Regions from separate parts of the Homo sapiens genome. Here region 2 is linked to region 1. A link is a loop called in an ENCODE intact Hi-C map of the cell type or tissue named here. Cell type or tissue: right lobe of liver. All regions are shown on one strand. Each heading gives the region's core, and the rest is flanking DNA. Links, peaks and the distances in the headings are about the cores only.

What was found. A loop is a pair of places that touch in the nucleus more often than their neighbours do. Peaks named below come from ENCODE experiments on the same cell type or tissue, not always from the same donor. Only the 100,000 strongest peaks of a DNase experiment are listed, where the experiment ranks them.
Region 2: a loop joins it to region 1, with 2.7 times the contacts of the local background. A loop is called at or near these places in 22 of 110 quality-filtered maps.

Annotation. Positions count from the first base shown.
Region 1 is chr20:50,311,512-50,314,419 of GRCh38, reverse strand. LINC01270 (long intergenic non-protein coding RNA 1270) reads right to left here. Exons shown (of 5, transcript NR_034124.1): 3 at 2,406-2,615; 4 at 1,990-2,068; 5 at 1-1,120. It overlaps LINC01271 (long intergenic non-protein coding RNA 1271), which reads left to right. Exons shown (of 3, transcript NR_109950.1): 2 at 64-1,506. Among named protein-coding and RNA genes, the nearest start is that of LINC01271, 8.4 kb to the left of the region's middle. In right lobe of liver, for the core only: no CTCF peak of the experiment used is centred there; DNase peaks (open chromatin) are centred at 1,339 and 1,651; H3K27ac peaks cover 2,500 bases.
Region 2 is chr20:50,365,013-50,367,920 of GRCh38, reverse strand. It overlaps LOC105372657 (a long non-coding RNA gene), which reads right to left. Exons shown (of 3, transcript XR_936837.3): 3 at 1-486. Among named protein-coding and RNA genes, the nearest start is that of LINC01271, 45 kb to the right of the region's middle. In right lobe of liver, for the core only: no CTCF peak of the experiment used is centred there; a DNase peak (open chromatin) is centred at 1,140; H3K27ac peaks cover 1,292 bases.

The sequences.
Region 1 (2,908 bases), core at 266-2,765:
GCTAGATACAATTGTGTGCCTGAGACATGAATGAGCCTGACACCTGCTCTCCTTTTCACAAAGGGAGACTAGCAATTATTTGGTCTTCGAGGCAAGTTAGCACCACACAGAGACTCTTCTGGATATAAAGGAAAGACTGTAAAGAATTTGCAGAGAGAATAACTCTCGCTATGTGACCCGAGGTGATTTTATGCTTTGCCTGTGCAGCCTATAAAATAATCTTGTGTGGTCCCCATGATGCACATCAACCAGGAGATGCTGGAGAGTCTGAGACAGCGTGCTGGCAGCACTCTGCCGGGGGAAGGACACGGAGGTGTCCAGGCTCGGCTCCAAAAGCAGACAAGCCTGCACTGCGCTGGAGCAGGTGAGAAGTAGCTGGGTTCCACCGTGCCCTTTTCGTCTGTGTCCCTTGCCACCCAACACGAGCTCAGCACACAGTTGATCTTCACTAACTAGTCACCCCTCCAAGCTTTTGCAATGGTTGTTCCCTCTGCTAAAGATACCCCCTTCTCCCACCTTGACCACCCGACTAACTCTTAAGCTCAGCTCCCAGGTGCCTCCTCCTCCTTCTTCTTGGTACATGAGTGCCCCGCTTGGCATTCGCTTAGGGGTGTCTATACACACTATTTCCTCTGCCTGGAGTATCTTCTTCCATGGGGCAGGGGTCAGTCAGCACCTTCTGTATGCAAGGGACAGAAAGCCAGTCCCAACTGTTTTCAGCCAAAAATGGGAAAGACAGTGGCTCACATAACTAGAAAGTTGAAGGTGCCTAATTTCAGGTACAGTGGGATCCAGGAGTTCAAAGCCTGTCCAGCTCTGTGCTGCTTCCTGTCAGGCAGGCTTTTCCCTTGTTTTGTCCTCTTCTTCTCTAAGCGTTCACTTGCTCACTGTCCATCCAATGGAAAATGGCATCTCCTTCACAAATCATGGCCAACCCTGAAGTCCCAAGATCAAGTTTCATTGGGCAGGCTCAGTCATGTGCCCATCCCTGGACCAATCACTAGAGCAAGACCCGGTCACATGTCCACCCCTGGAGACAGAGGCCTCTGGGCACCCCCAGCCTCATGGACTGAGAAAAGGGAAGAGGGGGTTCTTCAGTAGGAAGTCGAGGTGCTGTTACCTGAAAATGGGAGATAGATGCTGACTTGTCCACACACCCGCACCTTCTCCCAGCAAACTCTAGCTCGTCTCTGCACATTGTATGACCTCAGGCCAACCCCTTCCCCTCTCTGGGTCTTATGTTCCTCCTCCGGAAAATGGGCAGGAGGCCGTTTGAATTCCAACATTCCAGAATTCTGGGACAGCTTCCAGGACTGGAGTCAGCTCCCTAGATCCCAGGAACGTTCCAGCACTTCTGGGGACGGAAGTGGAGCATCAGCCAGAGCCCTCCCCGGCCCCCGGCCTGGGAACATGTTTAGAAGATGACAACTGGGCTCCCTTTGGCCGAAATTCCACTCCCGTGGGGGCCTTGCCAAGGAAAATAAGCCCAAGAACCAGGCATTAAAGGTGAGCATACTTGAGCATTTTAAGATGACAAATTATTTACACAGGTGTGGGAACCAGCCCCTCGCACCCTGCTTTCTTTTTCTCCCTCCCCTTTCCAAATTCTTTCCCCCAAGGGTGCTGACAGACATGCCAAGGGAGGGGGTGGTTGGTCGTGGAGATCTGCCCAGAGTAAGTCCACAAACCCAGGGCAAAGTAGGAGGACAGAGAAGCCGGAAAGAGGGTGTCTGCGTGGCGGAGGCTGGTCCTTGCTCACCTGCCTTCTTGCTCTCTACCCCATTGCCTGGGGAGGTACTGAGGCTAGGGTCCCAGGGATTTCACTGCTACCCGAGTCCTTGAAGAAACTCATGCCCAGGCCATCCTTTGTCCACAAGGGAGAATAAGGGACCAGAGAGGTGAAAAGCAATCCCCAGGGTCACACAGCCAGTTAGCTGAACTTGGGGCTAGCAGGGGAAGAGGTAGAGGAAGCAATTGTTTCTTACTCACCTAGTGTGTGCCTGACACTGTGCTGAGCTCTGGGAACACATTGTGAATGAAACAGACAAAATCCCCTGCCCTCATGGAGCTGAAAAAGATATAAACAAGATAAATAGCAAGATACCTCCAGAAGTGCTTGAAGAAGAGTAAGACGGGGTGAAGAGGTGGCAGCGGTGCTGTCTAGGTTGGGGAGGTAACATTTGAGCCAAGAAAGATGAGAATGAGCCGGCCATGGGGAGATTGGAAGGAAGGACATTCCAGGCATCTGGCACTGCACATGCAAAGGCCCTGAGGTGGGAAAGGGCTTGTTGTGTTCAAGGAACTGTCAAGGGGCCAGTGTGGCTGCAGCAAGAAGGAAAGGCAATGACTGAGGGGTAGATTCAGGTCAACAAACCCAAGGGGTAGGTATAATCATTCTGTGTTACCAAGGAGGAAACTGAAGCCCAGAGAGGGGCAGTGACTTGTCCAGGGTCACAGAGCAGAGCCAGATTCCAGTACTTTTCATTGGCTCCAAACCCACATTCCTGCGCTTTCGTGAGGTGAGAGGATGGGAGCAGGCGCTGCGAGGGCCTTCCAGGTCTCCAGCCTGCAGCTCAACTCCAAAGATGAGAAGCATCTGGGCTAACTGGTGCTTCCTGTGGGAAGAAAGCAGAGATTGATTGAGCTGCTGAGTCACAGGGGAACAACAGGCTAGGCTCCCAGGCTGCAATGGGTTCTGCCTCAGTTTACCTACCTGTAATAAACGTGTTTCATCACACGTCTGCCTCCAGTGCTGACTTCAGAAGGGTGCTGTGAGGGTTAATTACTGCCTGGCAGCTCCAGGAGCCTTGATGAAAGGTGGCGGGAAGTGGGCGCTATTAACCTGGGCAGGTAATTACCCACGGCCTGAGGGAGGGTGCAGAGGGGTCCTAGCCTGAGTCACTTCTGG
Region 2 (2,908 bases), core at 174-2,673, 54 kb before region 1:
GGTTGTGATCCTCCCACCTGGAGCACTGTGTGGACTCCCAGTCTTGAGCTTGCCAAATGCCAGCCTTTGGGGGCACCTCATGAGCACCAGGAGTTGTGCTTATGGTAGACACAGCACGGGTTGCCCACCCATGACTCCTTCGCTGACGGGATTCAGTTTTGTTGGTTGTGCATCTACTCAGGAGCTCAGGGACGGTGGCTATTCCTCGCCCCGGCTTCAGAGTGAGTTATAGGTCCAAGCCAACTGCAGTCATTCTCATTCCTCCATCAGTGACTGGTTTGGAATTATAGATGTAACGCCATCTTGGCCAATAAGAAGTCTGCAGATCTGCAGGGGGGAAATTTGGGAACAATTTTCTCCATCATGAAAGGAGACACAGGGGAAAAAATGCCCTCCTCCTCTTTGCTTGATTTTATCATGTCCCAGTGTGATGCCTGGAGCCACAGCAGCTGTCTTGAAACCATGAGGAGACATGTCCATAAATTGCTGAGAATGGCATAGCAGGAAGAAGAAAAGAATGTGAATCACTGGTTACATCTTTATGCCTCCAAATGAAACAACCCTGTTAAATAAAATTATAAGTCCTCTAGCTTTTTTTTCCCTCCTTTAGTCAAGTGTTCTGCTCCTTGCGGCTGAAAACATTCTGACTGAGAAAGTGTTCTTATGCACTATCTCACTTAATCCTCTCGTAAACCTCTGAGGTTGATATTACTATTATAGCCATTTTACAATAAAGAAACGGAGGCTTTTGGCAGTAAACGACTTTTCCAAGGTCACAAGGACAGTGAGTTACAGAGCTGGGATTGGAGTCAAGGCTCAAGGGTTGATCTGAGAGTGCAACTGAGCTATACCACAATTTCCTTTTAAAAGTCTTTCCCCTAACACGTTTTTAGTAGGGAACCATAACCCTGTTCTTATTTTTCTCTGGAAAACTGTGATTATGGTTGGTGGGAAATTTAGAGTGGGCTGCGTTTCTTTGTACACAGTTAATGGCTTTGATTATATGTTTCTGGCTTCTTTATTCTGAGAAAGGCTGCCATTGGCTGTGCAATATAATCAAATCATTTCTTATGTAAACAGCCATCTGGCACAGAGCCAGGGCAGTTCCATCAGCAGGAAGGTGAAAATGAAACTGTGTTGCCAGCCCCGGAAAGCAATCTGCTATTCAGCAGGAAAAGATCAAGGGTTAATGACATGGAGTTGGGCAAAGGCTGTTGCTGTGGCTCTGAGCATTATCAGGAGGCGGGGAACAAAGAATGGTTGTTAAATGGGTTTGTTACAAAAGTTATTTCCTAATGTAATTCATGCAATGCTTGCCAAACACCAGGCATATCCTTAGAAAGCAGAAGGGAACAAAAGGAAGGAAGGAAGGAAGGAAGGAAGGGAGGGAGGGAGGGGAAGGAGGGAGGGAGGGAGACTTTTATAGTCAATTATAAGACTCTTAGAAAGAATTACTATCCTTAATATACAAAGAGTTCTTGCAAAACAATAAGAAGAGGTAAACACCGTATTAAAAACCCACTATTCTGGCAGGCGAGGCAGCTCATGCCTATAATCCCAGCACTTTGGGAGGCCGAGGTGGAAGGATTGCTTGAGCCCAGGAGTTTAAGACCAGCCTGGGTAACACAGAAAGATCTCATCTCTACAAAAAATAAGGAAAATTAGACAGGTGTGGTGGCATATGCCTGTAGTCCCAGCTACTTGGGAGGCTGATGTAGGAGCTGAGATGGTGCCACTGCACTCCAGCCTGGGAGACAAAGGGAGACACTGCCTCAGAAAAAAAGAAAAAAAAGTATGAAGACAAGTTCCACCCCACCAGTTATCAATGATAAGCTACAATGATATGTCATTTTCTGCCTATCAGATTAGAAAAGACAAAAAAGATTGGCAACTCTCAGTGTTGCAGAGTATGGGATAATGGGGATTCTCATACTGTCCCGAACGGACTCTACAAGGGTCTCTGGGAGCAGAATGGCAACAAGCACCATGCTGTTCACTGGGCAGAAATTTTAAAGCAACCTGGAAATTTAACTTGGGGGCATTTATTCTAATAGGCCAAGTAGTCTCTACGGGGAAGGTCGTTCATTGCAGCATTGTTTATAATAGTGAAAAATTGGGGGAAAAAATTCTGAAATGCCAAACTACAGAAGATTCATTAAGCAAACAATAGTCCTCATATAATGAAATGCTGTATTAAAAATTTATGAAATTGCATTAAATAAATATAAAACATTGTGTTAAGCTGTATTAAAAATACTCATTAAAATGGCAATATAGAGGGCCGGGTGTGGTGGCTCACACTTGTAATCCCAGCACTTTGGAAGGCCAAGGCGGGTGGATCACAAGGGCAGGAGTTTGAGACCAGCCTGACGAACATGGCAAAACCCCATCTCTACTAAAAATTCAAAAATTAGCCGGGCGTGGTGACGGGCGCCTGTAATCCCAGCTACTCGGGAGGCTGAGGCAGGAGAATGGCTTGAACCTGGGAGGCGGAGGCTGCAGTGAGCCGAGATCATGCCACTACACTCCAGCCTGGGTACCAGAGCGAGACTCTGTCTCAAAAAACAAACAAACAAAAACAGCAATACAGAGAGACAGCCATGACATTGTAGAGAAAAGCATTTTCATGTGCATAATCTCATTTGTATTAAGTTGTGTGTGCAATGGGCATATATTAAAAAGAGTATTCTAAATGATGTTTGCCAAAATGTCGGCAGTGTTTATTTCTGGACAGTAGGATTTGGGGTAATTTTTACATTCCTTTAAATCAGGGTTTCTCAACCTTGACACTATTGACATTTTGGGTCAGATAATTTTCATTGCGGGGGACTGTCCTGGGCGCTGTGGGATGTCTAGTGGCATCCCTGGCCTCTCCCCACTAGATGCCAGGAGCTAACCCCTACCCCCT